Regions from separate parts of the Homo sapiens genome. Here region 1 is linked to region 2. The links are chromatin loops, found by intact Hi-C in ENCODE. Cell type or tissue: pancreas. All regions are shown on one strand. Each heading gives the region's core, and the rest is flanking DNA. Links, peaks and the distances in the headings are about the cores only.

Region 1 (16,429 bases), core at 5,164-10,163, 60 kb before region 2:
AGGAATGGGTTTCCTCCTCCAGCCTTGTTCTGGAGATCACGCCTGTGCAATCTTTTTAAATACAGAACAGAAAAAAATGCCAGCCCCCTGCAGCCTGGTCACGAGAATGCCAGGATCTCAGGGCACCTGCTGGCTGACCTTCGCTGAGATAGAATTTACACACTGCACATGCTCCCATCTGAAAGGGATGCCCCGCGGCCTTCAGCACATTCACAACATCGCGCAACCATTGCCACTCATTCCAGAACTTCCACCACCCCGAAAGGAGCCCATCAGAGTCTCCCCACTGCCCCTGTCAGCTCCTTGCTGTCCCTGTGGACTTGCTGGTTCTGGACACTTCATGGAATCAGAATTGGTGTGACACAGGGCCTTGTGGCGTGGACTACGGCCCTCTGAGCGGTCTTGACCTGTTCACCTAAAACCAGACGCTGAAATTAACCAGGCCCACCTCTCCAGGCCAGGGCGGGTGAATTCCCGGGGACCCAGCCCTTGCCTGCACCAGGAGAGTAAGCGACTTATTAATAGGGTAATTTATGCGGGTGCCTGCGCACCGGGACGGACCAGCATCTATCATGGCTGTTTTGCGTTTCTTGATTTCACGATGTCTGTTGTGTGCTCAGGCCCCTCCTCTCCAAGGTCCCAGCTGTCCTTGCCCTGTTCCCTGTGAAGAGTGAAGAACCAACGCGGGCGGGGAGTGGACCGGTGGGGAGAGGGCCGGTGGGGAGAGGACCGGTGGGGAGGGGCCGGTGGAGAGGGGGCCGGTGGGGAGGGGGCCGGCGGGGAGTGGTTTGGTGGGGAGGAGGCTGGTGAAGTAGCGTCAGGTGCGGGCCTGGCGTCGGCGAGTCAAGTCGAGCTGATCCAGGGCCTTCTTTCTGCAGCTTCATCAGGTTCTCAATTAGCGGAGGGCGCTGGCGGTGGAGGAGGGCATTAGCCGTGCCTGCTCTCGGGCTCTGCCTGCCAGAGTGCCCTCATGTGGCATGAGATTAAGGCTCAGCCTCTTTCCTGACAGCAGGTTTTCCATTTTTCTTCTCCTTCCTCCTCTCCTGGCAACAAAGTCCTTTGCTGGGCTGGGGGGTCTCCACTCTGATCCACTTCCCTCCTTCCTGCCTCCCTCCCACGCCCTGGAAACCCCGGCCCATGACTCTTTCCCTGAGGGGGCCGCCCGCAGCCTCTCCCCCATGGGGGCTTTGCTCTGGGCACCCCCTTTCCCCCGGGGCGGGTGGGGCAGCGGCCGGGACTCAGGAAGATGGTGGCCCAGTGGGGCTCTCTCCTTGGGTGTGTGGGAGCGGAGTCCCCTCGCTCTTCTGGGATAGAACGCTCCGTTGAGCTCCCCAAACTGCTCCCGTGCCGAGCTCTGGGGGAGGGAGTCTGTTCAGAGACGGTGCAGTCCTACCTTTTAGAAGGTACGCCTGCCTTTTTAAGCAGCTCAGCTCTCAACAATGCACAAGTGGCTTGAGTAGAAGAGCTGCTCCTGCTGGGAGGCGCAGGAGGCTGAGCGAGGCCCACCCTGCAGGGGCGAGGCCACGGTTTGTGTTATTTCCCATGATGACTCCAAACGCACCCGAGTCCCCCGGGCCTCCGCGCCTCCGTGTGCAGGTCCCCCGGGCCTCCGCGCCTCCGTGTGCAGGTCCCCCGGGCCTCCGCGTCTGTGTGTGCAGGTCCCCCGGGCCTCCGCGCCTCCGTGTGCAGGTCCCCCGGGCCTCCGCGCCTCCGTGTGCAGGTCCCCCGGGCCTCCGCGCCTCCGTGTGCAGGTCCCCCGGGCCTCCGCGCCTCCGTGTGCAGGTCCCCCGGGCCTCCGCGCCTCCGTGTGCAGGTCCCCCGGGCCTCCGCGCCTCCGTGTGCAGGTCCCCCGGGCCTCCGCGCCTCCGTGTGCAGGTCCCCCGGGCCTCCGCGTCTGTGTGTGCAGGTCCCCCGGGCCTCCGCGCCTCCGTGTGCAGGTCCCCCGGGCCTCCGCGCCTCCGTGTGCAGGTCCCCCGGGCCTCCGCGTCTCCGTGTGCAGGTCCCCCGGGCCTCTGCGTCTCTGTGTGCAGGCTCAAGTTTGCCAACGTCCATGCACGTCTCAGCCTCTCAGCCTGGACTGGACAACTGGGCTTCGGGAATTCATTTAAATTCTACCCGCTACACGCCTTCCCTGGATTCAGGGCGGCGTCCAGTGCATTCATCACGCGTGTGCTGCCGTGAAGGTGCGGGGACCCCCCCCAAAAGGCTTCCTTCCCTGTCCTGCGTCCTGCCCACAAGGCGGTGCTGCTGGCACCAGGCCTGACCTGGCGCTGCCAGTGCTCCACTGTTTTGAGTTATTGACCAACAATTCACTCTCGGGTCCCGAGGGGAACTGGCCTGAGGCCACTCAAGCAGAGGCTCAATGAGGAAAGATAAATATTTCATGGTCTGGGTCGGTGAGAGAGGGAAATCAATAGCGCATCCCATCCTCAGTACGGCGCAGGCCTCCCACCCAAGGCAGCGAGTTGCATCCTCCGTGCCGCGCGGGCCCTCCCACCCGAGGCAGCGAGTTGCACTTCCGGGCTTGTTCTCTTCCTCCCTTTAAGGCAAGGCTGCAAACTGCCAGGCCGATGGCCCGTGCTGGGAGCAGGCAGGTGTCCTGACTCCGCCTCCAGCCGGTGAATCAGAGCCCTGAGATTCACCAAGGGCCCCCTGCCCGGGTCGTGGAGGCAGAGCCTGGGGCTGGGAGAGGCCCTTCAGGACCCCTCTGTGGGAGCCGGACGCAGGCCTGGGGATGTTGGAGGTGGGAGCGCTTCCAGGCCCCTTGTGTAGGACCAGAGGCTGCTCCGACCCTGCTCGGGGCTCTGGAGACAGAAGAACGGCATGAGTGTTTCACAAATGGTGCAGACAGTTCACAGGTCAAGACAGGGGACAAAAGTGACCACTTTTAGTTAAAAACAGGTGACTCCGTCCCAGGACAAGCACGATGCTGTGTTAGGTCCCGTTAGTCCCCTTGGAAAGCTGTCGGCTTTCCCTGGAGAGGACCTCGTTCTGTCCACGCCACTGCCCTGCGAGCGAGAGGGAGTGCGAGCGGGGCGTCCACGCGCTCCCATGGGGGACCTGGGGCTGCTTCCCGCTTCCCGATTTTCCTTCAGCGCTGCTCGTGGCGTGCCCTTTCTCCCGTGGCGCAGTCACCAGCAGGACGTGTGTCCCGCTCACGCTTTGGGAAACACGGCCTTGTAGCAGGAGCTGCTCTCGGGGTTCAGCATCGGGGGTGGCAGAGCCCAGTGCCTGCTGGGGCATTGCCAGGCATCGTGGAGCTGGACCCAGAGCCAGGGGTCCCAGCTGCTGCTCCTCAAGGACCCTGTGGCTCAGGAAAGCCCTCCCATTGCTAACGTGTCACCCGAAGGGCTTGGGGACCTCCACGCAGGATGGGCTTCAAAAGTCAGCTCAGGCGGTGCCCTGGCCTCGGGTGCGCGGGGAGACCACTGGCCTCCCTCATGCCGGCTCCCTGCTGACTGTCTCGTGAGCTCCTGGCAGCCCTTCTAGAATGTTCTGGCGTGGCTCCCTGCTCACGTTTCTAAAGCAACTATCAGCCCATCCTCAATTACCGTGTCTCCAGGACCACAGACGACCTGGAGCAGCAAGAGTCAGTGCTGGGGCCGGGCGCGGTGGCTCACGCCTGTAATCCCAACACTTTGGGAGGCCGAGGCAGGCAGATCACCTGAGGTCGGGAGTTCGAGACCAGCCTGGCCAATATGGAGAAACCCTTTCTCTACTAAAAATACAAAATTGGCCGGGTGTGGTGGCGCATGCCTGTAATCCCAGCTACTCGGGAGGCTGAGGCAGGAGAATCGCTTGAACCCGGGAGGTGGAGGTTGCAGTAAGCCGAGATCGTGCCACTGCACTCCAGCCTGGGCAACAAGAGTGAACTCCGTCTCAAAAAAAAAAAATAAATAAAGAGTCAGTGCTGGGACGAGAGGCACCGGTAACATGGCCAGTGTTGCAGCCGGAGGCGGGCAGGGCTGACCTGTCCAGGGACCAGCAGAGCTCGGGCAGGAGGTGACCCTGAGTCGGGGGAGAGGGGGCGTGGGAGCCTGGGGCTGGGGGAGGAGGGAGGATGTCACTGTGGATGAGGCTGGTTCCCAGCCTCAGGAGCCAGGCCCGGGCCCCTCCAGCTCCACCTGTGCTCACCTGGGCAGGTGATGCCCCATGCTGAGCCTCTGCTCTCTGGTCCTTAGGGTGGGGGTGCAGTTCATGCCCCATGGGCTGGGTGAAAGAATAAACCCCCACCCAGTGGGCACGTGCGGCGGGCACCCAGAGTGCTTGAAGTTTCCTTGTGAGGCTGCTGCTGACTCTGGGGAGGGACGGTGTCGTTGGAGTGGGGCCACCTGGCTTGGCCCGTTGCCCTTGGCAGCAGGAATACAGCTGCCCTGGGGGCTCCTCTGCCACACGGGCACTCAGGGGTGCTGGTCGTTGGGTCCAGGCAGGGTGGGGGCAAGAGCCACTGAGGGGCCCTTTGTTTGCATCTTAGGTGACGCTGCAGAGGTGAGTGGCCGGGGCATCCAGAGCTTCCCTGAATGACTGGGCCACGACGATGAAGGCGTCAGGGCTGCAGCCTGCTGGGCGTGCCCCAGCCAAGTTTTCAGGACGGCCTCTGCTTCTCCTTCGGGGAAGGAGCAGCCCTACTCCCTCTGATGGGGCTGCCTGGGAGGGTTGGATTTGTTGTTTGTAGGGAAAGACTGGGGCGGAGAGCAGGGTGCTGTGGCCCCTCTCGTCCCTTTCTGGTTCCTGGGGCTGTCCGCACAGAGCAGGTGGGGACACGCTGGCTGGATTTCATCTGGATCAGAGGAGGGTGAGAGGATGGTCTCCTGGTGGGGAGTGCAGAGCCTCAGCTCTGGAGTGTGGAGAAGGATCCAGCTTGTTGGGTGGTGTATGGTCAGAAGTGGGGACCTCGGGGCCTCAGATCTGGCCTCTGATCCCAACTCTGTTCCCCTCGGAGCCACCCTTCCCTCATCCATCAGGAGCCAGTAGCAGCCCCAGGACAGCTGCCGTGGGATAAATAAAAGGAGCCGCCTTCAGGAGCTGCCTGCCGAGTGTCCACAGAACGTAGCGTCTTCCCAGCACTCAGCGGGTCCTGATGGGCCTCCTTCCCACCGCCCTCTTCCGAGTGTGGGGAGCTCAACCCCTGACTTGGGGTCCCGGGACATTCAGTTTTGTGTGTGATCAGGGAGGCAGCGCCTGACCCACAGAAAGCACCTGCTACTGGTGGGGTCTCAGATCTGTGCACACCTGTGTCCCGGGCTCCTCACTGTCCGGGTGGTCACACTGTCCCTGCGCTGCTGGACTTGGGGGCTTGGGTGCAGCCAGCCTTGTGCTCCTCAGCCTCCCTGGTACAGGAGGACTGTCCATCTGCCTGGCAGGGGCAAGGCCGTCTTCAGCGGAGAGACCTGGAGGCCACGTGGTCTGCTCAGAAGTACCTGCATGCAGTTTGATGCCCTGCTGCAGCAATCTTGAAATTCTTAGTAATTTTATCTTTGAATGCTCGCTTTGTAAGTGCAATCTAAGGATGGTGGCGTGAGCATGACTGAAGGAAGCTGGAGATGGTCAGGGTGCGAGTCCACTGCGGAGCCAGTAGGTGCCAGTGGTTCGAGAGGCCACGCTTTCCCTTGACTCAGAGCTGGCCCCAAGTGCAGAAAGGAGGTGGTGTTGCTCTCAGATGCCCACACAACCAAGGACACATCCCCCCCGTCTCCCTGGGACTCCCATGTGAGCTGGCCACCTGCACTGCAGATGACGATGTGGAAGGAGAGAGAAAGACAGGAGACCGCGGCTTTTCCTTTCAGTCCTTCGTACCCAACAGCAACTGAGAGGGCGTCCCGGCAGGGTATGAATGGCCAGCAGGACGCTGAGGCTGCGTGGCGTTTCCACCGTGCTGCAGGAACAAGATGCACATCGTGCAGGAGCCGCAGAGCACGCGTGCAGAGGTTTCGGTGGCTTTGCCCCGCAGCTAACGTGTGCGTGTGTGCCTTGACTTATATTTGCATTACTTAGAATGACATTCAATAGCAAATGAAAGACAGCCGGCAAGTCAATAGAGAGAATGCGGAAGGAAGGAGAAGGCTTTGTTTGTGGCTCTGAGGGCACTTTTCCTCCTGCATTTGCATTTTGCACTGTGCAGATTTGCACCGTGCAGCCACCCGGGCCTCCTCGGGTCTGGGGCTCCATTTCCAGCACCCCCACCCAGCGCTGTGGGCCCCTCCCCCACGCACCTCCCCCACTTTGGTGGTGACAGTTGGTTGTGGAGGAACAATCGTCAGTGATGGGTGAACTAGCTGTGTTTCACGTGGCCTCCTCATCACTCTGCCAAGCCCCTGGGGCAGGCACATTTTGGCTGCCATCGACTCTAGAATGTTCTCTGGTGTCTCCAGGGGGTGTGCAGAGCTGGTCCCTCCCAGCGAGGAGCTCTGCTCACAGGTTCACACCCCCTGCCCTGTTCTCCAAGATGGGAATGTCTGATGAGAGCCCCAGAGAAGAATCAGCCGCTGGGGGTCGGGGAGGTGTTGGACTCTCTTGAAACAAAGGAGGCCCAAGCCTGGGGTCACGGGGCTGGGGGTGGGGGTGGGGTGGGAGGGAGTGGGCAGTGACCTGAGAACAGGAAGGGAGGTGGAGGTCTTGGGTCACGGGTGATGGATGATGGAGGAACAGGCCCAGGAGGCCCTGCTTGCTGGGGGCTTCTTTCCTCTTGCGTAGTCACCCTGTGGGGGGCTCTCAAACTCACAGAGTTTGGCCGTAGGGAAGTGCAGGGGTGGCCTGGGAGGCTGCAGGCTCTGGGACAGCCTGGCTCACACAGGAGATGGGATGGCGCTGAGAGGAGACCCCGGGGCGCCCAGCGTCTCAGGCTATAAGGAGCAGCCACTCATTGTGACACCCGATGGTGAAATGCTGCATTATTATTTATGGTGTTGAATAATCACAGCACAATCATTGCAGGCCACAGGGCAGAAAGTGCTAATGTAGTTTAAAAACAGTACATTTGAATCTGGACACTGGCAAGAAAATAGGCAAAATAAATACTTTTGTCCACCCCTCCCTACCCTCTTTTGGTGACTTGGGGTGGCCTGGGTCGGTGCTCAGCCCAGGGTCCCGCGGCCAGAGCCAACCATGGCGCGCCTGGTCTCCTCCAGATAAACGCGCGCCCACGTCTCTGCTGGGCTTTGGAATTAGCTCAATACTCATTCAGACGCAGAGTGCGTGTGCCCTGCCAGGACAGACGTCATTGCTGTGCGGTGCTTGAGTGCCATCAATAAGCCACAGAAGAGAAATCCGGAAACAAGGGACGCGCAGCGTGATTCCGTGCCACGGCGTCAGGAGCGGCATGTAGCATCTTTTGGTTTGAGAGTAAAATTCCGCAATCAGAAATGAAATCCGAGCAAAGAAGCAAAGCGCACAGAGGCTGGAGACGCTAAAGCATCCAGGCAGGACTCCGCCAGGTGGGCAGGCAGAGGCCTGTGCACAGGCAGACGGTGTGCCCGTGAGCAGGACATGCTTGTAGGGTCACAGGTCACCCACCCGCAGGACACGCATGCAAGGTCACGGGTCAGCCACCAGCAGGACACGCATGCAGGGTCACGGGTCAGCCACCCACAGGACACGCATGCAGGGTCACGGGTCAGCCACCCGCAGGACACGCATGCAGGGTCACGGGTCAGCCACCCGCAGGACACGCATGCAGGGTCACGGGTCAGCCACCCGCAGGACACGCATGCAGGGTCAGGGGTCAGCCACCCGCAGGACACGCATGCAGGGTCACGGGTCAGCCACCAGCAGGACACGCATGCAGGGTCACGGGTCAGCCACCAGCAGGACACGCATGCAGGGTCACGGGTCAGCCACCCGCAGGACACGCATGCAGGGTCACGGGTCAGCCACCAGCAGGACATGCACACCCATGTGTGCACATGGGTAGGTGTGCTCGACCCACACATGTTGTGCCATCACCCCATCCTTGTCCTTGGAGAAAGGGCTATTGGCCATCGTGACGGGGAGCCTCTCAGCTGCGACTGGGCCCTGGGAGCCATGGAGTCTTCTGGCCGCCTCTCCTGGCCACCAACCAGGAACCCCAGGCCCCAGGCCCACGGTTGCATCTGCTGTGCCATCCTGTGGACAAACGGACGATCCAATCCAGATGGCACTGCAGGGGACTGAACGGGGCTCTGAAACCCGGCCGGAGCTGCCCTCAGGCCACCCTCCTCACCTTGAGCCATTCCCCTGCTCCGTCACCTGTGTCAGGCCTGGGTGCCGCCAGGAGGCCTCCTTCCAGCTCTCTGCAAGCTGGCCCCGTGTTCACGGGCATCCAGCGGGATCCACCATGGAAAGACAGCTTTCTCAGAGGCATCTCAGCACGTGGGCCCAGCCAGAACCTCGAGGGCTTCTGTCCCTGGAGGGCAGGGCAGAGCGGGAGGACACAGGGACACAGAGAAGGTATCAGCTGGCGAGGGCAGGGCAGAGCAGGAGGACACGGGGACACAGAGAAGATGGCAGCTGGCTGAGGGCAGGGCAGAGCAGGAGGACACAGGGACACAGAGAAGGTGGCAGCTGACTCGGCGGGAGCGGAAGGTGCTGCTTTCTTCGAGGTCCCCCTCTTTGCGGCTCACCCTTCTCCCTCTATGGCCCCCTTAACCCCAACCCCCCTCGGCTGCCTCTCTGAGTAAAGGACAGGCCAGCGCCGAGCAGGTATGTCCCCTGCCAGGGTCCCCCGCACACCTGGATCTTCTAGGCTGGGGAGTAGTGGAAGGATCTGCGGGGCTCTCGAAGCCGTCTGGGAGGAACGTCAATGACCAGAGGAAGGAACAAGGGTTTCGGGTGGGATTGGCCAATTCCCTGGGTCATCTCAGAACCACGAGCTTGTCTTCCTGGGTTACAGGGTCCTGAGCTTGGCCGAAAAGGGACAAACGAAGGGCCGGGTGTGATGACCCTGCATAGGTTTGACAGCCCTGTGTCCTTCCAAATCAAGTGAGTGGGTCTGGGTCCCCGGCCCCCTCCAGCCTGGGGTCCAAGCCTCCCTGGTCTCCTCGGGCAGTCAGCCTCTCTGCTCCAGTGCCGTCAGTTGTCACCTACGTGGGTAAAACGCCAGGAGAGGCTGGATCCCCAGCTCACCGGCCTGTGGCCCGGGCATCCTGGGCTTGCAGAGGGAGGGCCGAGGGTGGTAACTAGGAGGAGTGGCTCTGAGCCGGGGAGGGAACACGGCCAGAGGGGGATGAAGGCCACACGGAGCACCGCGGGAGCCCCGCCGTCTGCGCAGGGTTCAGCCTTTCAGCCTCGATGTGGGAAGTCTCTCCATCTGTTCAGGTTTTCTTTGGGTCTTTTTACCAGCCATGTTTCGCAGTTTGCAGCGTACAAGTCTCACACTTCCTTTGCGAAATTATTCCTAAGTAGCTTATTCTTTCTGATGCTATTTGACCAGGACGCTTTCTGCATTTCATCTTGGGGTGTTCACTGTCAGTGCAGAAATATCCTACGCCCCATGATCTTGTTAAACTCCTTCGATCATCTTATCAGGTTTTACTTCATTTTATTTTATCTTTGTAGATTCCTTAGGCGATTCCACCTACGGCGTGAGGCGTACTTCTACATCTTTTTTGCTAATCTCGGTGATTTGAGTTCCATGTTCTTGCCTCACTGCCCTGGCTGGAACCCGCTGTGCAGTGTGGGAGGAGCGGGAGGGGAGGGTCCCCTTGACTTGCTCCCTTCCGTGGGGAGACGGTCAGGCTTTCCCCAGGAAGCGTGCTGTAGGTTTCCATAGATTCGAGACGGTCAGGCTTTCCCCAGGAAGCGTGCTGTAGGTTTCCATAGATTCCATTGCTAGGTTGAGGAGGTTCACTCTCATTTCTGGTTTGTTGAAAGTTTTTTTTTAATTATAAATGGGTGTCAGATTTTGTCAAATGGATTTTCTATATCAGTTGGGATGATCATGTGGCTTTTGTCCTTTATTTTATTAATATGATTTATTACATTAATTGAGTTCTGGCTGTTAAACCAATCTTTCAGTCCTGGGAAATATCCCACTTGATCATGGTGTACAGTATTATCTTTTTAAAATAAATTGTTGGATTTGGCCAGGCACGGTGGCTCATGCCTGTAATCCCAGCCCTTTGGGAGGCCAAGGTGGGAGGATGGCTTGAGCCCGGGAGGTCGAGGCTGCAGTGAGCCGAGATCGTGCCATTGCCTGGGTGACAGAGTGAGACCCTGTTTCAAAATAAATAAATAAATAGTCGAATTTGGTTTGCTAAGTTAAAAAAATTAAGTAAGTGTCCCGCTCAGCAGCATTAATTACATTCACGATGTTGTGTCACCATCACCACCAGCTACATCCCCAACTCCAAACAGAAACCCTGTCTCCATGAATAACAACTACCCATTCCTCTCCACCCCCAGCCTCTCTTAACCTAGAATGTACTTTCTGTCTGTGAATTAGGCTCTTCTAGATATCTGATGCAAGTAGAATCATACAACATTTGTCCTTTTGTTTCTGGCTTATGTCACTCAGCACAATGCTTCCGAGGTCGCTCAGCAGGGGGCTTCCGAGGTCGCTCAGCACGGGGCTTCCGGGGTCGCTCAGCACGGGGCTTCCGGGGTCGCTCAGCACGGGGCTTCCGGGGTCGCTCAGCACGGCACTTCCGAGGTCGCTCAGCACGGGGCTTCCGAGGTCACTCAGCATAGTGCTTCCGAGGTCGCTCAGCACAGCGCTTCCAAAGTTATTTACCTGGTAGCGAGTGTCAGACTTCCTTCATTTTTCTGGCTGAATCCTATTCCCATGGGTGGATGGACCGCATTTTGTCCTCCATTCATCTGCTGGGGGCAACTGTGCTGTTTCCACCTTTCAGCCATTGTGAGTAACGCTGGTATGGGAGCCTAAGTGTCTGTTTGGGTGTTTGTCTTCATTCTTCCGGACCTACCCTTGGGAGTGGAATTGCTGGATCGTAAGGCAGTTCGGTGTTCCACTATTTGAGGAGCTGCCAAATCGTCTCCCACGGTGGCTGCTCCATTTTACATTCCCGCCATCAATTCCAACTTCTCCACATCCTCTCTGAGGCTTGTTATTTTATTTTTATTTATTTATTTTTTTGAGACAGGGTCTCACTCTGTTGCCCAGGCTGGAGTGCAGTGGTCCAATCTCAGCTCACTGCAACCTCCACCTCCCGGGTTCAAGCGATTCTCCTGCCTTAGCCTCTCGAGTAGCTGGGATTACAAGCGCATGCCACCACACCCAACTAATTTTTTGTTTTTTGGAGAGCAGCCGTCCTATCGCATGTGAGGTGGTGTCTCTGTGGTTTTGATTCACATTTCCCTAGTGACCAGTGAGTGCTGTTGAGCATCTTTTCATGTGCTTATTGGCCATTTTATATCTTATTTGGAGAAACATCTATTCGAGTCCTTTGCCTATTTTTAAATGGAATTTTTTTGTTGTTGAAGTGTAGCAGTTCTTTATAAATCCTGGGTATTAAAACCCTTATCAGATATATGATTTGCAAATATTTTCTCCCACTCTGTGGTTGACGTTTCACTTTCTTTTTTTTTTTTTTTTTTCGTTTTTGAGAAGGAGTCTCGCTCTGTCACCCAAGCTGGAGTGCAGTGGCGGGATCTCGGCTCACCGCAAGCTCCGCCTCCCGGGTTCGCGCCATTCTTCTGCCTCAGCCTCCCGAGTAGCTGGGACCACAGGCGCCTGCCACCACGCCCGGCTAATTTTTTGTATTTTTAGTAGAGACGGGGTTTCACTGTGTTAGCCAGGATGGTCTCGATCTCCTGACCTCGTGATCCGCCCGCCTCGGCCTCCCAAAGTGCTGGGATGACAGGCATGAGCCACTGCGCCCGGCTGACGTTTCACTTTCTTGATAGTGTCTTTTAATGCAGAACAACTTTAATTTTGATGAATCCAATTTATCTGTTTTCTGTTAAAAAAATTTTTTTTTTTTTGAGACAGAGTCTCAATCTGTCCCCCAGGCTGGAGTGCAGTGGTGCGATCCTGGCTCACTACAACCTTTGCCTCCTAGGTTCAAGCGATTCTCCTGCCTCAGCCTCTAGAGTAGCTGGGATTACAGGTACCCACTATCATGCCTGGCTAATTTTTTTATTTTTAGCGGAGACAGGGTTTTGCCATGTTGGCCAGGCTGGTCTTGAACTCCTGACCTCAGGTGATCCTCCTGCCTCAGCCTCCCAAAGTGCTGGGATTACAGGCGTGAGCCACCATGCCTGGCCCTGTCTTTTTTCTTTTGTTGCCTATGCTTTCTGTGCCATTTACCATTGCCATGTTGAAGGTCGTGATAATTTGCCCCTATGTTTTCTTCTAAGCGTTTTATAGTTTTAGCTCTTACATTTAGGTCTTTGATCCATTTCATGTTAATTTTTGTATATGTTGTAAGATAAATGTCCAACTTCATTGTTTTGCATGTGTAAATACCTTTTTCCCAGCATCGTTTGTTGAGGAGGCTGCCCTTTCCTCACTGGTGTTGGTCCCTTATTGAAAGTCAATGGACCATGTATATGGGGGTTCATATGGGGGTTCTCTGTTCTACTCCATTGGCCTCTACATCCATCCTTTTACCAGCAGCACATTATCTTGATGACTGTAGCTTTATGAGTAAGTTTTGAAATCAGAAAACGTGAGTTCTCCAAGTTTGTTCTTCGTTTTCAAGATCGTTTGGGCTATTTAGGGTTCCGGAAGTTCTATATGAATTTTAGGATAAAGGTTTTCAATTTTTGCAAAAATTGCTGTTGGGATTTTGATAAGGATGACGTTGAATCTGTGGATTGTTTTGAGTAGTACTCTCATCTTAACAACAGTAAGTCCTCCAGTCTGTGAACACGGGTGACTTTCCATTTATTTGTGTCTTCTTAATTTCTTTCATCAACGTCTTGTAGTTTTCAGCATACAAGTCTTTTTCCTCCTGGGTTGAATTTATTCCTAAGCATCTGATTCGTTTCGATGCTATCGTAAGTGGGGTTCTTTTCTTTTCGGATTGCTCATTGCTAGTGTCCAGCTGACTTCTAAGTAATGATTTTGTACCCTGAATCTTTGCTGAGTTCATTTATTAGGTTTAACAGTTTTTTTTTTTTTTAATGGTTCTCTGGGCTTTTCTACATGGTGCATATCATCTGCAAATACGTGCCATTTTAGTTCTTCCTTTCCAACTTGGATACCTTTTGTTCCTTTTTCTTGCCTAATTGCTCTGGCTAAAACTCCCAGTATTGTGTTGAATAGAAGTGGCAAAAGCAGGCATCCTTGTCTTTTTCCTGATCTTGGGGAGAAGCTTTCAGTCTCGTACCATTGACTGTAATGTCAGTTGTGGGTTTTTCATAGATGACTTGATTTACTAAATTTTACTAAGGATATTTTGGTTTACGTTCATGAGGGATAATATCTTATAGTCTGTTCGTGTCTTTGCCTGGCTTTGATACCAGAGTAATTCTGGTTTCATAGAATGAATTAGAAAGTGTTTCCTCATCCTCTACCTTCTGAGGATTTTGTGTGAGATTGCTGTTATTTCTTCTGTAAATATGTGATGGAGTTTACTAGTGAAGCCAGTGCTATTTGGGCATTAATTTCTTTACTTGTTGTGGGTGTCTTCAGGTTTTCTCTTTCTTCCTGAACTCATTTTGGTAATTTGTGTCATTCTAGGAATTTGTCCATTTCATCTAAGTTGTCAAACGGTTGGCATAAAATGGTTCATAATGCTCCTTTATAATCCTTTTAATTTCAATAGGATCAGTAGCAGTGTTCTCTCTTTTATTCCTGATTTTAGTAATTTGTGTCTTCTCTCTTTTTTTCATGGGCATTCTTGCTAAACATTTATCCACTTTGTTGATTTTTTTCAAAAAATCAAGTTTGATGCTGCTGGTTTTCTGTATCGGCTTTCTGTTTTCTGCTGCACTGCTGTTCACTCTGGTCTTTTATATTATCTTCCTTCTGCTTGGTTGGGGTTGGATTTGTTCTTCTTTTTCTTGTTTCTTTTGGTGGAAGATTATATTATTGATTATATTATTGATATAATATGATTATATTATTGACCTTTTTGCCTTTGAAATATGGGTATTTAAAGTTATGAATTTCCTGCTTTAGCTAGATCTCATGCGTTTTGGTATGTTGTGGTTTTGTTTTCATAAGTTCAAATTATTTTCTAATTTTCTTTTTTGTGATTTCTTTTTTGACTCATGGGTTATTTAGAAATGTGTTGTTTAGCTCTCAAATATCAACTTATTTCTCCAGTTTATTTTTATTTTTATTTTTTGAAATGGAGTCTGGCTCTGTTGCCCAGGCTGAATGAAATGCAGTGGTGTGATCTCAGCTCACTGTAACCTCTGCCTCTCAGGTTCAAGTGATTCTCCTGCCTTAGCCTCCTGTGCAGCTGGGATTACAGGCACATGCCATAATGCCCAGCTAATTTTTGTATTTTTAGTAGAGATGGGGTTTCACCATGTTGGCCAGGCCGGTCTCGAACTCCTGACCTCAGGTGATCCACCCACCTTGGCCTCCCACAGCACTAGGATTACAGGCACGGGCCACCGTGCCTGGCTATTTCTGTTCTTGGTTTCTAATTTAATTCCATTGTATTAGAGAACATACCTTGTACGATTTAAATACTTTTAAATGAGTGAGACTTGCTCTGGGTCTAGCCTACGGGCTCTCCTGAAAAGTGTGGCACTGCTGCTGAGTGCTGTCATCATGGGGAGCGATCTATAAATAAGAGTTTGGGTAAGTTGGTTGACAGTGCTGTTAAAGTCTTCTGTGTCCTTACTGGTACTCTGTGTAGATGCTTTATTCGTTATGGAGAATGGGCATCGCAATCTCTCATGATAATTATTGAATAATATATTTCTCTTTTCAGTTCTGTCTCATTTTACTTCATATATTTTGGAGTTCTCTTGTTAGGCATGTATATACATTTATGTCTTTCTGTCAATATTGACCCTTTTATCCTTATAAAATGTCCTCTGTCTCTAGTATTTTTTTCCTTGAAGTCTATTTTGTCAGATGGAATATCTGTGTTCCACCTCTGTTGCAGTTGTTATTTGCATCATGTGTATTTTTCTGTCCTTTTGCTTTCAGTGTATTTGCATCTTGAAATTTAAAGCATGTCTCTTATAGATGGCATGCAGTTGGGCCTGGAGTAGTTTATCCAGTCCAATAATTTCTGCCACCCGACAGTGTTGTTGTTGGTTTAGTGGCATTTTTGTCTCTGACGTTTTGTTCCTTGCTTTCTACATGTCTCGTGTCTTTTTTGTTTCTGTTCCTCCTTTACTGCCTTCTTTTGTGTTAAGCAAATATATCTCAGTTACCCTGTTAGCTAATTCTGCTGCCGATTGTGTTAATTGTTAACCATGTTTTGAGTTGTGTTCTTAGTGATTCTCCAGGAAACCAGTATATATCTTAATGTATTACAATCTACATCAGGTGAATACTGACTTAATTCCAGTAAAATGTCACCTCTGATCCAGGACAGAGCCGTTCCCGCCTGAATTGTGACTGCACACCCAGTTTGTCCCTGTGTCCCTCTAGCCTGAGGGTGGCGTTGGCTTCCTGTAGTTGAGACTTTCCGAGTTGCTCCTCATCCCCATGGGGACCTTCTCACACCTCTTCAACCGGCATCCCATATCGAACCCCTGGGTATGTGCTGTTTTCTCCCATGGACTCCAATGGGTGCAGGCATCTCCACCTGCTGTGGCCCTGACCCTCCCCTTCCTCTCGATGTTCATGGGGCATTTAGGGGCTTCGTCTGGGGATGGATTAAAGGGCCTGGGCTCCTGGGGAGGAGCTCCCCTGTTCTCCCGGGCTTTCCTCGGTCTCCCACTCCCCTCACCCTTTGTGGATTTTCCTGGGGGATTTTACTTTATTAAACGTTCATGAGCAGATATTCTGCTGCCAGGAAAGAAAAGCAATGACCAGAGATTCGGCTGTGAAAAAAAGAAAATGGAGGGGTTGGGACACCATATCATTCATAGGACCCCTTCATTCCAAAGCTCAGCATTGGGCTGAGGCCTGGGCGGAGGGCAATGGAGAGGTGCAGCGTGGGGGCTGAGTGCGGCTTGGCTGGGTCCCCACCGGTGGCCACGGCACCTGCAAGGCCACAGGGACCCCATGCGGGGAATCCGTGGGCCTCTGTCGTGAACTGCAGCCAGGGACCCTGAAGGGCTCGGGCAGCTGGGGTGCTCTCTGCTTCTGCTGCACGCCTGGCTGGTGCCTGAGCAGCTCTGCGATGCGCATCATGGTCGGGGCTGTTTTGGGGCCGTTTCCAACACCAGCAGCGTCGTGGCTCCACAGCAGCAAGGCTTCCTGAAGGAAGAAGGGGGCTTCGCAGTATAGTTCGAGTCGGGCTCTGTTTCTTTCCATCCCAAACACATAGAGACGACCAAGGCCCTGATCCCAAAAGAAGAACCCAGGCTGCCGGCGATCCTGGGGACAACGATGTTAACTCAGGGACAGGCGCAGTCT
Region 2 (14,517 bases), core at 5,568-10,567:
TCATGCTGAGTGCTCAGCAAGGGTGTACACAGATGCGTCTGGGCCCACTGGGTGAAGGCACGCGGGACCCCTGTGACTCCGGGGTTGACCCTGCTGGGCCCAGGAAGCAGCGAGCAGGAAAACAAGCCTCACCTCTGTTGGAAGTGGGCTTCCTGGTGCGGGGGTCCCCACTCCCCACCCTGCAGCCCCTCCTCACGTCTCTGCTCTTCCGGCTGCCACCAGGCTCCCGGCACGCGGCCCTTCTTCCTTCTGAGTTGTTTTTCAGGGGCTGCGCTGGGGTCCCACGGACACCTCGCCAGAATCAGCTGGGTTCCCATGGGAAGGGGAAGTGCCGCTCCTGCGTCCCTGCACCCTTGCCCTCTGTGTGGTGTGGCGTGTCTATCCCGACTGGCGAGGCCGCGAGCCCATAGTTTGCTGCTGCTCCTTCACCGTCCGTGCTCATTCCTCAGCCTGGTACAGCCCCAACCCCCTCCCACCTTTGTGTGGTTCCAGGCCCATGCATGACACGCGTGTTCCATTTCCACGTGCTACCGGCACCAGAGCCCATTCTGTACATGCTCGTTTTTACAACCGCTTTTTAAATCAGCGAAGAGAGGAAAGGAGGTGACTCTACGCTCACAGCCTCTTGTAGCCGCCTTTCCCGGGCTCTGTGCGCCTGGGCTCCAGTCACCGTCGGGGCCCCGTGCCTGACCCCTGGGCAGCGTCCTCTTCCGTTTCTTACGAGGTGGCTCCATGCTAGGGCAGCCGAATGCCCCAGAGAAATGGGCAAAGGTGTGCAGAAGTTATCCCTGCCCAACAGGAGGGAGCACGGCCCCAGGTTTACCTGCTGTGCCTTCCAGGGAACCCCTTGCAACCTCAGCCTGCAGGGACCCAGGGCGTGGGTTCTGGATTTAGACAGGTATGGGCCTCCTCGCATCAGCCGTGTAGACTTGGGACACGCATTCGTGTCTGGACGCAGTTTCCTCACCTCCAGACGGGAATGGCTGCAGTTCCGTGATCACAGTTCAGCGAGGATGAAGCAACCCCTCCAGGGGAAGCCTTTCCTTACAGGACCAGGCAGGTGGAGGCTCTGAGCAGAGGCTGCCATTGTTCCTCTTGCTGCAATGATGAGCGTCTCCAGCACCTGGGCTGCAGCTGTGGTGTAACAGGTGCGATCAGAACACCTGCCCAGCACCGGGCTCAGGCTCAGAGCGTCCTGAGAGTGGAAGGGGTGGGGAGGCTGGCGGCGGTGGTGGTGAGGCGGGAGCACCTGCAGGCTGGGGTCTCAGGCAGCCCCCGGAGCTTGCTGGGAGAGGGTCCCGAGCTGGGGACCCAGAGCTGACTTGAGCTTTGCTGATGACAGACATAGCTCATCAGACAGTTGTCACCCAGGCACCTGAGAACATGGTACTACTCAGGGAAGGGCACATGGGCATTAGCCAGTCTGTAAACATACCGCAAACTCTATAGAAGTAATTGAATAGTAACTATCATGTAATTGCAGGGTAATCACATGGTTATTTTTGCTTTGCAAATTAAAGTGTTACTATGAGATTGAACAATTATGCGGGGTAATTATACCCTGATTCACATGCTAACTCCAAGCAAAATCATCAGGTAAACCCTAGGGTGGGTAGTTACTGTATAAATATGGAGTCGTTGTGACCACATCATTATACATTAGTGGGAGAGTAGCTGGCCTCCTTTGGGATAAGCCTCCCACTGCACCTGACCCTGACTTCCCTACTGAGCACGGCTAGACCCCGAGAGCAACACCGGAAGCCCAGAGGCAGGGCGCCCCGAGACCTCGCACCAGGGGACCTGCTTGATGGGGCCCGTTTTTGAGCATGAAGCACATTCTGAGAAAGTTGTTCTTTTCCTGACACGCTGGGGTTTCGGCAGGGCTGGCTGCCAGCACATTAGGGTGAGAACTGGCTGCAGAGACTGCCTCTGTCACAACCTGGCCTGCAGGCTGGGCCACCTGCACCACACCTGTGCCCCAGGCTGTTCAACTCACTTGTGACTTCGGCCTCACGGCAACCCCACAGGTAACCCCAAGAGCGGGAGGCACCTGTGTGTCAGTCACGCCACCCCCAGGCCTGGAAAAGTACCAGCACCTGTCAGGCAGGCCTGCGTCCTCCCGGAACTTAGTCACTCACACATATGCTGCGATGAGCCACACCCACCCAAGATGCCATCTCTGTCCCTGGGTGCAGGTGACCAGACAGAGGCTGGGGAGATCGTCCCTGGGTGCAGGTTACCAGACAGAGGCTGGGGAGATTGTCCCTGGGTGCGGGCGACCAGACGGAGGCTGGGGAGATCGTCCCTGGGTGCGGGCGACCAGACGGAGGCTGGGGAGATCGTCCCTGGGTGCGGGCGACCAGACGGAGGCTGGGGAGATTTACCCAAAGCCCCCGTTGTTATGCGGTGCAACACTCAGCTCCCAGTGTGCCCTCAGGACCGCGGGCCAGGCTCTCAGCCGTGCGCTGCTGGCATCTGGGACCGAGGGTCTTGGTGGGGGCTGCTCTGACTGTGGCAGCGTGGCAGCTTCCCCGGCCTCACCCATGGGATGGCGGTAGCATCCTCTCCCTATTATACGTTTAATTATAACAATTAAAAATATCTCCAGACACTGTCAAATGTCCCCCGGGGACAAACATTGACTGGTGATCTGGCTTTTACAGGAAAAGGTTGCCCACGCTGGGTCATGACTGGAGTATTGGCTCAAACCAAGTAGCTTCAGGAAATTGAAAAAGGGGATTGTGAGTGACTCAGGGAATTGATAAGTTAAACTATTTCCAATATACACTGGGTGCTATAAATTCATTATATGTATTAAACGCCAAGACCAGGAGTGCTCTGTAAGCCATCAGTGAGCTGCCAAGGTGGCGGGAGCCACATCTGGGAGCCCTCAGTCACATGTTCTGCTTGGGAAGTGCCTGGGGTTGAGGGGGCTGCACACAGTAGGCTCTCAGGCACACAGTAGGTGCTCAGGCATGTAGTAGATGCTCATGCCAGGCCACTGAGACTCATAGGCCCTGTCATCAGCTGAGCATGTTTCTTAGACGAAAGACCTGGCCGCTCCCCCTGCCTCGCTTTTTTTTTTTTTTTTTTTTTTGAGATGAAGTCTCACTCTGTCACTCAGGCTGGAGTGCGGTGGCACGATCTCTGCTCACTGCATCCTCCGCTTCCTGGGTTCAAGCAACTCTCCTGCCTCAGCCTCCTGAGTAGCTGGGACTGCAGGAGCATGCCACCAGCACGCCTGGCTAATTTTTTATATTTTTAGTAGAGACGTGGCTTCACAGTGTTAGCCAGGATGGTCTCGATCTCCTGACCTTGTGATCCGCCCACCTTGGCCTCCCAGGGTGCTGGGATTACAGGCGTGAGCCACTGCGCCAGGACCCCAAGGTGCTGGGATTACAGGCGTGAGCCACTGCGCCTGGCCCCCAAGATGCTTTTACATTTCCACTGGACCCTTGCGGGAGGCGTTGGCTGGGCCGCCCTCCAGGACACTTTGTTCCCTCTGCTCAGGGCATTCTCAAGGCCTCAGCGACACTCGGGCCAGCCTTCCCTTCCCCAGGACACCTGCCCGTTCCCATCCCTGGATGTCCCAGGCCCCAGGAACCCCTGTGCCAGCCATCCTGGCAGCCCACCTGCCCACCTGACACCCTCCCCACACCAGCCTGGGATCCACGGAAAGGCGCGGATGTGTCACCCTTGGGAGCCAAGGCTGCACTGACACCAGGGCCTGTTGTGACCTCAGTTTAAGGGCAGCAAAGCTGTGAGCCAGGTGAGGCTTCTTGGCCAGCTGGAGGCTCTCCTGGGACACGGTGGGGAGTTATTGGGGAGGGCCCAGCATCCCCTTGAAATAGAGTGTTGGGACCTGAAGCAAGAGTCAAGGATACCGGCCGTCCTGGCTGATGGCCCTGAGGCTGGTCTGAGTGCTGCCCTGAGGGGCTGGATGATCCCTGCAGCCTCCTCCCCTCTCGGGGCCTCCGTTAGGAGAGGGCCAGGAAGGTCCTTCCAGCCTCGGCATCCGTGTCTGCCTGTGGACAGAGGCAGGCCTCGCCCCTGGCCCGCCTTCCTTGTAACCTTGACCCCACGAGAGACGCTGGGTCGGGGCGTTGGTGGATGGTGCCCTGCCCTGCATCGCCCCAGGGCGTTGGTGCCCTGCCCTGCATCACCAGCAGCAGCACTCTCCTTGATTAAGCAGCAAGGCAAGGTGGGTGCTGACTCGGAGTCACTCACAGACCGGAAGGCGAATTGCAGAGCCGCACCCTGTAATTTAGTCAAAATGAAAAGGGCAGGAAGGAAAGGTCAATACTGTTTTAAATTAGTCTAACTGCTCCTTTATGTAGAGGACACTGTTGCTCCAAAGGACTGGCGATTTAGCAGTTGGGGAGAAAAGGTCAAGCTTCTTGGTCCTAGGGCAGGTGATAAAAGCCAGTTAAATTTTTGGAAATCATACCTGCAGGTTGTCAATTCTGGCAAATTCTGTACAAATTAGTCTACTCAAAGGCTTGAAGAGAAGGCGTTGCAAACCTCACTGGCAAGCCAGGTGGACTGGGGTGGGATCACCCATACAGGCATGGGGAGGGGAAGGCCTGGGGCTGGGGTGGGGGAGACGGTCAGGCCCTGGCCCGCTCCATCCAGTTTCCTGCAGACCGGATCCCAGGCCCTCCTCACAGAGCACCCCACAGAAGGGCTGCCCCGCAGGGAGGCGCTGCAGAGGGCACCCCAGGTGTCCCCTTGCACTTGGGGTGTGCAAATCTGATCCTTGTCTGCATGAGCGGACAGAGACGGTGCCGGAACGACCCTGTTCAATGTGTAGCACCAACTCCCGGCCACCCACACCAGACACCCTCACCCCCAGTCTGGGGTTTCTGGAGAAGGGGACCAGGGGCGGCTCCCTTCTCCCCGCAGGCTTGCAGGGCTGCTCCTGACCTGTGCTGCAGCTCCTGGCTCCTGTGGGGCCCAGGTTCCCGGGGCTGCGTGGGAGACACAGAAGTGGGGGCACCTCTGCAGCACCCACATCCTGCCGACGCCATGCACGTGAGTGTGCATGTGGGGTGGGGGTGCGCCAGGAAGGCAAAAATCCCAAATGTCAGCGCCCGGTGATTTGAGGAGTTCAGACAAAGCCTTCCCTGGGGCTGTCCTCGGCCCACTTCCCCATCATCCCAATGTCCCTGCAGCCCTTGAAATGGCTCGGATGTGGGGCAGGAGGGCTGGGCGGATGCTGATCTGAGGCCGAGGTTGATGGATTCCGGCTCCCCCAGTGCCGATCCGGCTGCTGCCCCACGTGGGGCTTTGAGGCTGCGGCAACAGAGCCGGTGGGACACGCTCCTGATGCCAGACCCAGGGGTAAGAGCTGCCCCTGCTCCACGGTCTGCGCCACGATGGCTGCCAGAGCGAAAATGGGAGGGAGAGAAGCGCTGTCAGGGCCTCCCAGGGAGGGTGTGTGGCGTGTGGCTTGCTAAGCACCCTCTTTTCTGATCCCGCCCTGAGCAGCTCCCTGGGACTTTTGTTGGTCAAAGCTTCAGCTGTGGTCAGAGGATCCAACGCTGCCGTCAACAGGCAGCTGCTGCCGTATGGCTGCAGATGTGGTTTCTGGAACAGACGGGCCCAGCCCTGCAAGGTGGGCTGGCTCTTTGGCTCTCGAGAGCACCATGGCACAGTGCTGATCTGGGTCCACACGGCCCAGCCACCCGGTCAGCTCGCCTGGTTCTTACATTTCCACTCCACAAACAGAACCCAGACCCAGATCTGCTTCCTCCGCCTCCCGCCCTCCTCGCCCCGCACCGTTTCTTGTCCCACAGAAGCTGTCATGGGTGCTGTGTACCCCACAGGGCGGGAGAGAAAGGTGTGTCCAGGAGCAATCTCGGGAAACAGGGGGCAGAGGATGCGGTGCAGAGCCGAGCTCCGGAGCCACCTTCCTGACCGCCAGAGCCTGACTGCATCCGTATGGCATGAGGTCGGTATCTAGGAGGCCATACTCTTTACCTAACATCCAGGACACAGGAAAAGGACGGAAACAGAAAAAAATACATAAATAAATTCAAGATGCATTTTAAAGAACATGAAAAACTTTAAAAGGACGGGTAATTGTCTAACATTTTGTTAATTCAATCAGGCTTGCAATTTAAAAATAGCTTTGCCTTTTACTGAAAAAGAAATTAATTATAATTTCTTACTGAATCCAGGGAGAGAATTCGGGACTAGGGGGTTCCCTGAGAAGGTCTTCTTACACGTTACCCTCCAATGTCCTGTGGCCAAGGGAGCTTCAACCCCCTCTTTACGAGGGTTCTGGTGGCTGGAGAACTCAGAGACGGCTCTAAAAAAATTGCAAGCTGGCCAGGCACGGTGGCTCACCCCCGTATTCCCAGCACTTTAGGAGGCTGAGGCAGGCAGATCACCTGAGGTCAGGAGTTTGAGACCATCCTGGCCAACACGGTGAATCCCCGTCTCTACTAAAAATACAAAAATTAGCTGGACGTGGTGGCGCACGCCTGTAATCCCAGCTACTCAGGGGGCTGAGGCAGGAGAATCACTTGAACTTGGGAGGTGGAGGTCGCAGTGAGCCAAGATGGTGCCATTGCACCCCAGCCTGGGCGACAGAGCAAGACTTCATCTCAAAAAAATAAAAAAATGTAAACATCGCAAGCTGCACCCAGGTGTGAATCTGGAGGGCGCCTCCTTGGAAAACTTGGCTGGTGACCGCACCCTCAGTTCAAGCTCACCGGCCGCCCTTCCCTGTGCACACACGTGAGCTCTCCAGTATGTTTGGAATATCCCAGAGCCGCTGTCTCCTGGCTGCCCGGCCTCTGTGAGCCGCACTCCAGCCTGAAGGCCAAGACGGCTGCTCTGGAGAAAGAACTTCCCCTGGTGCTGAAGTCCCGAAGGAGAGCCCCATGGGCATGGGGAGGGGAGGGTGCCTCGCCCCCAAGGCTGCGCTGCTCCGCGGCCTGGCCGGGACCACCACACAGAGGCTTCTCTAGGAAACAAGCCACACTCAGTGTGGCAGCAGTGAAGTGCTTTTCTCAGCTTCCTGCTTTCCTCCAGAGAGTAAACCAGTGCCTGACCGTCCGGTTCTCCCTGAATCAACACTCACCGAAAGGAGCTGGTGGAGGGGCCCGTGGGCGACAAACAGCCACAAACCAGACCCCGGGGTCTCCGGAGCTGGGGGCTCTGGGTGGCCCAGGGGTCGTTAATGGGCACGGTTTCCAGTCCAGTCCAGGCCAGCTGTGGTGGGGCTCAGACCCGTCCAGACACTGGGAGCCAGTCACCCCCAGAATAACGAGCTGGGCCTCGAGTTCCAAGTCATCTTTGAGCAGCCGTGTGTCAGCACCGCTGTCCCTGACCACCCCGTGCCGGTCTGCCTCCGTCTCCTCCTTCTCGCTGTACCCCAGGTCGGGAGCTAAAGGGCAATTCAGAGCCTGCTGCCTGCAGGCAAAACGTCTCCCCAGCACCGCAAGTCTGCGCAATTTGAGGCCCAGAAACCCCCTGGACGTAGCTTCTGCTTTTCAAAAACTGTTCATTCGTTTAGCCCCAGGGGACCTCATCCCTGTATGTCCACACTGGGCATCCCAAGGAAGCTGGGGGGGAACCGCACCTGCATCCCTCCAACTCAGAAACCCCCTTCTGCACCGGCAGCTCCGGGCCCGCACTAAGTGTGCAGCGTGGCCATCCTGCGGCTGAGACACAGGGTGTCCGGCAGCGTTTGGATGGATTCTACAATATTTGGGACAGACTTACACTAAAAAATCAGTCACTGCTTCTCCAAACTTCCTGTTGAGCTGGGCACCCTGTGTTTTTGTTTGCTGCGTTTTTGTTTGTTGTATCTGGGTACCCTAAGAATGATCCCAAATTACAAAGTCAGGCCCTGCAGACTCATGGGAGGCAGAATGGGGGCCCCTAAACATGCCCACCTCCCGGTGCACGGAAACTGTGGACACATGAGGCTGCCAGTCAGCCGCCTGACACGGAGGGGTGACCCTGGATTATCCGGGGGGACCCAGTAGAATCTCGGGCCCTTCAACATAGAGGCGGAGGGCAGAGCAGGTCTCAGTGACGAGACACCACTGGCTCTGAAGACGGAGGATGGGACTGAGGGCCGAGGGGTTCTCCCCTGGAGCCTCTAGAAGGAACCAGCCCTCCCAAGACCTGATGTTAGCCCAGGGAGACCATTTCAGACGTCTAACCTGCAGAAATGGAAAGTGTAAGTGTTCTTTTTTAAAAAATTGTCATGAGTACATACAGGGTGTTGCTATTTATGGGGTCCATGAGATATTTTGATACAGGCATCCAATGTGTAATAATCACAACAGGGGAAACGGGGTGAAGCCGCTATGTTTGTGATAATTTTTTAGAGCAGCCATAAAAATATATGTAAATAGGACCTAGTTAGATAACATATATTTTTGGCTTCTGCTCTGTAGAAACTCACACATGATTTGGGGAGTTGTGAAGGCCTGATTTGATTTTGTTTGTTTGTTTGCTTGCTTGCTTGCTTTTGAGCCTGGTGTGCCGGGCGGGCAGGTGTTTCATTGAACCTGGCCCCTTGCTTGTTCAAGTGTTGAGTGAGGGCAGTCTCCAGGTTCCGGGAGCTTCCGAGTGAGCCTCACGCCTCACGGCTGCAGGTCAGAAAGTGATTTGTGGCCCAGAGACCCCCGGACGTAGCTTCTGCTTTTCAGAATCTGTTCATTCATTTAGCCCCAGGGGACCTCATCCCTGAATGTCCACACCGGGCATCAGACCTGGTTGCAGAGTGGGTGGTTCCAGGAGGCAGCAGTGTAGACCAGTGAAGGAGCAGCCAGGGCCTGAGTGAAGCTGGGGCAGCAGAAGCAGCTTTCGATATTTTTTTTCTGCTGAGTCTTGCCAGCTTTTAGTTTAGAAGTTCCTTCCTGGGGAAGAAAGTGGCCGCTTAAATGGCATAAAAAATAATGCACCAGGCAGGGGACCCTTGAGACCCTGGGGCTGGGCTCTGGCTGGGGGCCTCACACGGAGGAGGAGGGATGAGACTCTCAAGGAGGCCAAGGTCCCAGGTCCTGGGCTATCGGAGGCTCCTTGGGGCCTCTGCCTTCCCCAGGAGCAAGCAAGGAAGGAATGTACAGCAGCAGGGCGTGGGCACAGGGCAGCCCCAGGAACAATGGGGATAGTCACGTGGCCCCAGCCTCCACCTCGCTGGCACTCCTCTTGTCCCAGGACAAGCCCAGCCTGCTGCCCGCTGCCTGCTTCTCCTGCATTGGAGGGCTCCAGGCCCAGAATAGCTGCTCGGAGCCAGCATTTGCATCCACGTCTCCTCCACACGTTAGAAAACCTGGACTTTGTTTTGTAACTGCTGGTTCCGCTCAGCAAATAGAATTGTACCTAACTGTGGAGGGGCCCTACACAGTGGCCCGGCCCGGGAGACCCACGAGGGCCTCAGGAGCATGGCTTCTCCCGTCTGCCTCCTGGTTTCTGTCTCTGACCATGTATCTCCAAGCCAGTCAGTCCTGAGTGGCCACAGTGGGGATGGGGCTGCACCAGGGGCCTGCCCTGCTGTGCTGGCCTCTGCCAGGGCTGGGCCCTGCCTGTGAAGGAGCCCTGGGTTGGGCTCTTTTGTGCCCACTCTCAGGTGGGGTTGCGGGAGGCCTGCTTGGCCCCATGGGGATCAGTGTGATGAGCATGACTGGAGGATGTGCGGGCTTAGGATGAGCAGAGGGACCCTACAGAGCCACGACCCCAGGCCCAGGGCCCCTGTTGGCCCCAAAGCGAGTGTGGTGGCCGTCGTTGGGACCCCAACAGGGGGTGGCACTGGCGTGAGGTCTGACACTTGCCAAATTCCTGCGAGCTGACCCCTCGATGGGGCTTGCACTCTAATTCTGCCCCAGGGAAGCCCAAGGTCAGGATTAGCATCCCCCCTGCTTAAGGGACAGCTGAGGCCAGGGTGGGGCTGGGGTGGAATGGCGGGCTGCATGCAGGAAGCCCATGGAGCCCAGATCTGCTCCAGGTCACAACCCTGTACCTGGCTTGGGGTCCACACTCCCCAGACACAGATGGTGGCATGTTCCCCTCGGACTGTCCACCTGTTGTTCGGCCAAGCCCTGACCCTCACAGCAGGCTGCTGAGTTCAAGGATGCCCCTGGGCAGCCAGGCTGGGACCCTTGCCCACTCCCTGGACGCACATCCGCCCGCCGCTGGGTTCACAGGGGAGGGATTAGAAACCTCTCAACGGAACGTCGACGAGGCGAGTGGGGTGGGGATGGGGGTGGGAAGGGGACAGGCCCTCCCCCACACGTGGGGAGATGCATGGCTGTGAGGTGCTGCCTCCGCCTCTGAGGCTGGCGATAGGCTGGATTCAGACACAGCTCGAGCCGCTCACCCTCCACGTCCTGCTTAGGAGGAGTGCGGGGCCGGCTAAATCCCCAATGCCCAGGGCCCAGGGGCATCCCATCCATAGCCTCAAGGTCCCTGGCTTCCCCTGGGGATGGGGCTGTCGCACCTGTGTCCTCCCAGTTCCGAGGTACCATTGATACACACACAGGGGTCCCTGGGGGAGTTTCCTAACTCCTCTTCCTCTGAAGGCCAGGCCTGGGAGAATGAATTCTCCAAGCACCCACCCTCACTGTACCACGGCAGGTTAGAGAATGCGGACAGAGCTGCTTGGCTGCACACCTTGGGGGGGCGTCACCCTCTTTTTAGCCTCAGTTTCCCCATCTGTGCAGTGGGTACCAGAGAGGACTTTACACAGAGGCTGTGCATTCCCTTTTTTTTAATTTTTTTTTTTTGAGTCAGAGTCTCGCTCTGTCGCCCAAGTTGGAGTGCAGTGGCGCGATCTCGGCTCACTACAACCTCCGCCTCCTGGGTTCCAGCGATTCTCCTGCCTCAGCCTCCTGAGTAGCTGGGATTACAGGCGCACATCACCATGCCCGGCTAATTTTTTGTATTTTTAGTAGAGACAGGGTTTCCCCATGTTGGCCAGGCTGGTCTCGAACTCCTGACTTCATGATCCACCTGCCTTGGCCTCCCAGAGTGCTGGGATTACAGGCATGAGCGACCGTGCCCTGACTGAGGCTGTGCATTCCCTAACAGAGGGGGACGTCTGGCTGCCCCCACAAAACAGCAGCTCTGAGCATGTCTAAGGTCAGCCCCTCCCTGCTTTCCTTTTCTCCCTGATCAAATTCATGTGGCTTCCACTCAGCCCCTTCTTCCGGCTCTTACTTAGGAATGCAGATCTACCCCAAACCCCAACACACACTGGAACCCTCAAGGTCCCATCCTACTGAAAGCCAGGTAGCCGGTGCAGTGAGCAATGGACAGATGGATGGATGATGGATGGTGGATGGATGATGGGTAGATGGAGGAATGCATGATGGATGAATGAATGAATAGATTAATGGATGAATTGAGTAGATAGATGAATTGATGGATGGATGATGGATGGATAAATGAATGGATGATGGATGAATAGATTAATAGATGAATGAATGAGTGGATGGATGGATAGATGGGTGAATGCATGGATGGATCATGGATGATGGATGGATGACAGATGCATGGAAGGATAGATGAATGAAAGAATGGGTGAATGGATTAATAGATGAATGAATGAGTGGGTGGATGGATAGATGGGTGAATGCATGGATGGAACATGGATGATGGATGGATGACAGATGCATGGAAGGATAGATGAATGAAAGAATGGGTGAATGGATTAATAGATGAATGAATGAGTGGGTGGATGGATAGATGGGTGAATGCATGGATGGATCATGGATGATGGATGGATGACAGATGCATGGAAGGATAGATGAATGAATGAATGGGTGAATGAATTAATGGATGGATGAATGGATGACAGGCTCTCCATGAGCCGCTCTGCTCTCCTCCATGGCCTCCTGCTCACTGGCCCCTATATCTCACATCCTACTTCCAGTTTAATGGAGACAAGAGTGTCCTCCCCAACCCAAGTTCTCACCCCCATCCCTTCCTCCCTCAGACCCACCTGGAAGAGCTGCTTCTCTTCTCTTGTAGAAGTCTCCCATCCCAAGGAGGTGCCTGGTCTTTCCCCTCAGGAAGGCACCTGGTCCTTCTTCCTCCCTTCCCTCCTGGGAGACATCTGGCCCTTCACCTCCCCCTGCCCCTTCACCTCCTATCAAGGCAGCTCCCTCAGTATTTTCTGCAGACCTTGTTTGTCTCCTGTGACGTTCATACCCTCCCGTTCCCACAGACATTCTTCCATGTCCAGCCCAGACAGAAGGAGGTCCCCCCCTGCCGGATGGATGATTGAGGCTGCCTGTGTGTACACGTATGACTGAGCAATGGACGGAGGTGTCTGTGTGCAGCAGGCATGTGGCACGACCTCGGAAGAGGGAACAAGACAAGATGTCCCCCAAGGTGCCCATGAGGACCCTCCCTGGGCAGCTGGACTCCAGCCCACCTTGGGCTGCAGTGTGCATTGGGGGTGGGGCCAAAGACCCCTCCACATAGAGAAGGCAGCCAAAGGGAGGAGGGAGTGGTCAGAAAAGGTTGTCTCAGCCAGGGAGCGGCTCCACCCTCTCCTGAGGACGCCTGACCTCAGACGTCAGCTCCCGTTAGAGACCCCCGTATACCCCCTGCCTAGAGCCAAACTCTGAGAGTCTCTGGATGGACTGAGGGGTGGGACAAGGAAAAAAAGGAAGGAGGGAGGGAGAGAAGCAGCAAGGAGGGGTCGCCTGGCCCGGCTCCCCCAGTGAGGAAAGGGGCTGTGGCACAGAGATTCCATCTGCAGGGCTGGGGGCAGCCGAGAATGGCACCTCCAACGCCCACGGCAGGGGCCCACCCGCCTGCCTCCTCCGGGACCACCGGGCCTGGCTCCTCTCACAGACTCTTTGAGAGCGTATTTGTGAAACGTAGCATATTGTGGGTGATTAGATTTAAATTTCAATACACTTTGTTAAAAATAGAGTTGGCTCTCGCCAAGAGGAGGCCGCAGGAAGGGGCTCTCAACGGCTCGTCTTTGGAATATTAATAGTATGGAAATGTTATTAGAATAATTTTTCATCATGAATAATAAATTAATGGAATAATTCGGCAGCGCCACGTGACATACCCTGCTAAGAGGGGCTTTGTTTTAACAGAATGGGGAGGGTGGGTTTGGGGTGTGGGGGAGGGCAGAGCTGGGGGAGGGTCCGCCCAGGGCAGGCGGGGTTGGGTGGAAGTGAGTGAGGTGCCTGAAGAGATGAAGGCTCCGGAGGCATTTGGGGAGGAGGACAGAGACCTGGGACCAAGTCCTCAGGCACTTTTAGCTTCATGTCTCAGCCAGGGTTCTGGCCCTGGCCGGCTCCTTCCCACAGAAAAGCTGGGAAGAGATCTTGGTAGGTGTCCGGCCCCACACACCATCCTGCTGGGGGTGGCTGGGTTGGACTTCACCATCCCCACAGCCCTGCAGCCTCCCCTCCTGCATCTTTCTCCTTGGTAAATGCCAGGAACCTCAAAAGCACCCAGAGGCCCAGAGAAATTGAGCACACAGGGGTGGGGAATTCAAGAGCAGGAGCTGTTTCTAGGGCCCCAGGGGCAGGGCCAGGGTCTCCTGGTCATTTCTGTGCTCGGGACCCCTGCTGCACCTGAGCTCACTGTGGAAACTGCCTGAGGGGGCCACACGGAGCTGATGGGGACAAGCATGCAGGGTGGGCACCCTTGTGGGCTCAGCTTGGTCCAGGGTGTCCACTGGGGGACGGGGAGGGAGATGGAGCACCAGGGAAGAAGCGTCTCTTCATGTGGTCAGCGCCCCCTCCTTCTCCCCACTCCCTCCTTTTGCCTCCCTTCCTGCTGCTGCCTGCACGGTGAGAACAGAGATGAGATGGCCCCTGCCCGGGAGCAGTCAGCGGCACCACAACCCTCCCAGGCCAACCCAGCTCCTGACAGAGAGGGAGGGAGGCAGCCTGGGGCTGGGGGCCCTGGCAGCAGTGGCACACGGAGTGTGCACATGGATCCTAGTCAGCCTTTTGCAGGGCGCTGAAGCCAGTGGGGGCCCCCAGGGAGGTTTTGGGGGAGTGTTGAGGGGGCCTGAAGGGTTCCGCTCCTCCCACCCAGGGAACCGCCATGCCACTAGTGGGCTGTCCTGGAGACTCGGGGAGAAAGCACACAGGCTGTCGGGAAAGGTGGGTCGCAGGCGGGCAGGGCAGCCCTGCTGTACTGATGGGCAGGCGCTGGGTGGGTGGAAGGCAAAGCCATCAGGTCATCCCCCTCTCTGTCCCTGCATTGGGCCAACCAGGTGTGTCAGGAGGATATTTGACCATTCCTGAGAGGCACATTCTCTCTCTCTCTCTCTCTCTCCCTCTCTCTCTCTCCCTCTCTCTCTCCCTCTCTCCCTCTCTCTCCCTCTCTCTCCCTCTCTCTCCCTCTCCCTCTCTCTCTCCCTCTCCCTCTCTCCCCCCTCCCTCTCCCTCCCTCTCCCCCTCTCCCTCTCCCTCTCTCCCCCTCCCTCTCTCTCCCTCTCTCTCCCTCTCTCTCCCCCTCTCTCTCCCTCCTCTCTCTGTCACACACATTTGCACATCCTGCAGTGTGAATGGAGTATGA

What was found. Hi-C counts contacts between places; a loop is a spot of excess contacts. Peaks named below come from ENCODE experiments on the same cell type or tissue, not always from the same donor. Only the 100,000 strongest peaks of a DNase experiment are listed, where the experiment ranks them.
Region 1: a loop joins it to region 2, with 4 times the contacts of the local background. A loop is called at or near these places in 2 of 110 quality-filtered maps.

The regions. Positions count from the first base shown.
Region 1 is chr20:63,027,342-63,043,770 of GRCh38, forward strand. LINC00029 (long intergenic non-protein coding RNA 29) reads right to left here and starts at 9,687. Exons shown (of 4, transcript NR_028295.1): 1 at 8,707-9,687; 2 at 8,224-8,380; 3 at 7,942-8,100; 4 at 6,876-7,327. LINC01056 (long intergenic non-protein coding RNA 1056) reads left to right here and starts at 10,670. Exons shown (of 6, transcript NR_033369.1): 1 at 10,670-10,844. LOC105372718 (a long non-coding RNA gene) reads right to left here and starts at 415. Exons shown (of 3, transcript XR_007067718.1): 1 at 1-415. RefSeq lists a silencer at 911-980 and enhancers at 1,275-1,826, 5,297-6,021, 6,745-7,469, 7,470-8,193. In pancreas, for the core only: no CTCF peak of the experiment used is centred there; no DNase peak of the experiment used is centred there; H3K4me3 peaks cover 401 bases; H3K27me3 peaks cover 1,712 bases.
Region 2 is chr20:63,087,305-63,101,821 of GRCh38, forward strand. HAR1B (highly accelerated region 1B) reads right to left here. Exons shown (of 3, transcript NR_152601.1): 2 at 8,733-8,879; 3 at 8,189-8,609. It overlaps HAR1A (highly accelerated region 1A), which reads left to right and starts at 13,988. Exons shown (of 2, transcript NR_003244.2): 1 at 13,988-14,517. In pancreas, for the core only: no CTCF peak of the experiment used is centred there; no DNase peak of the experiment used is centred there.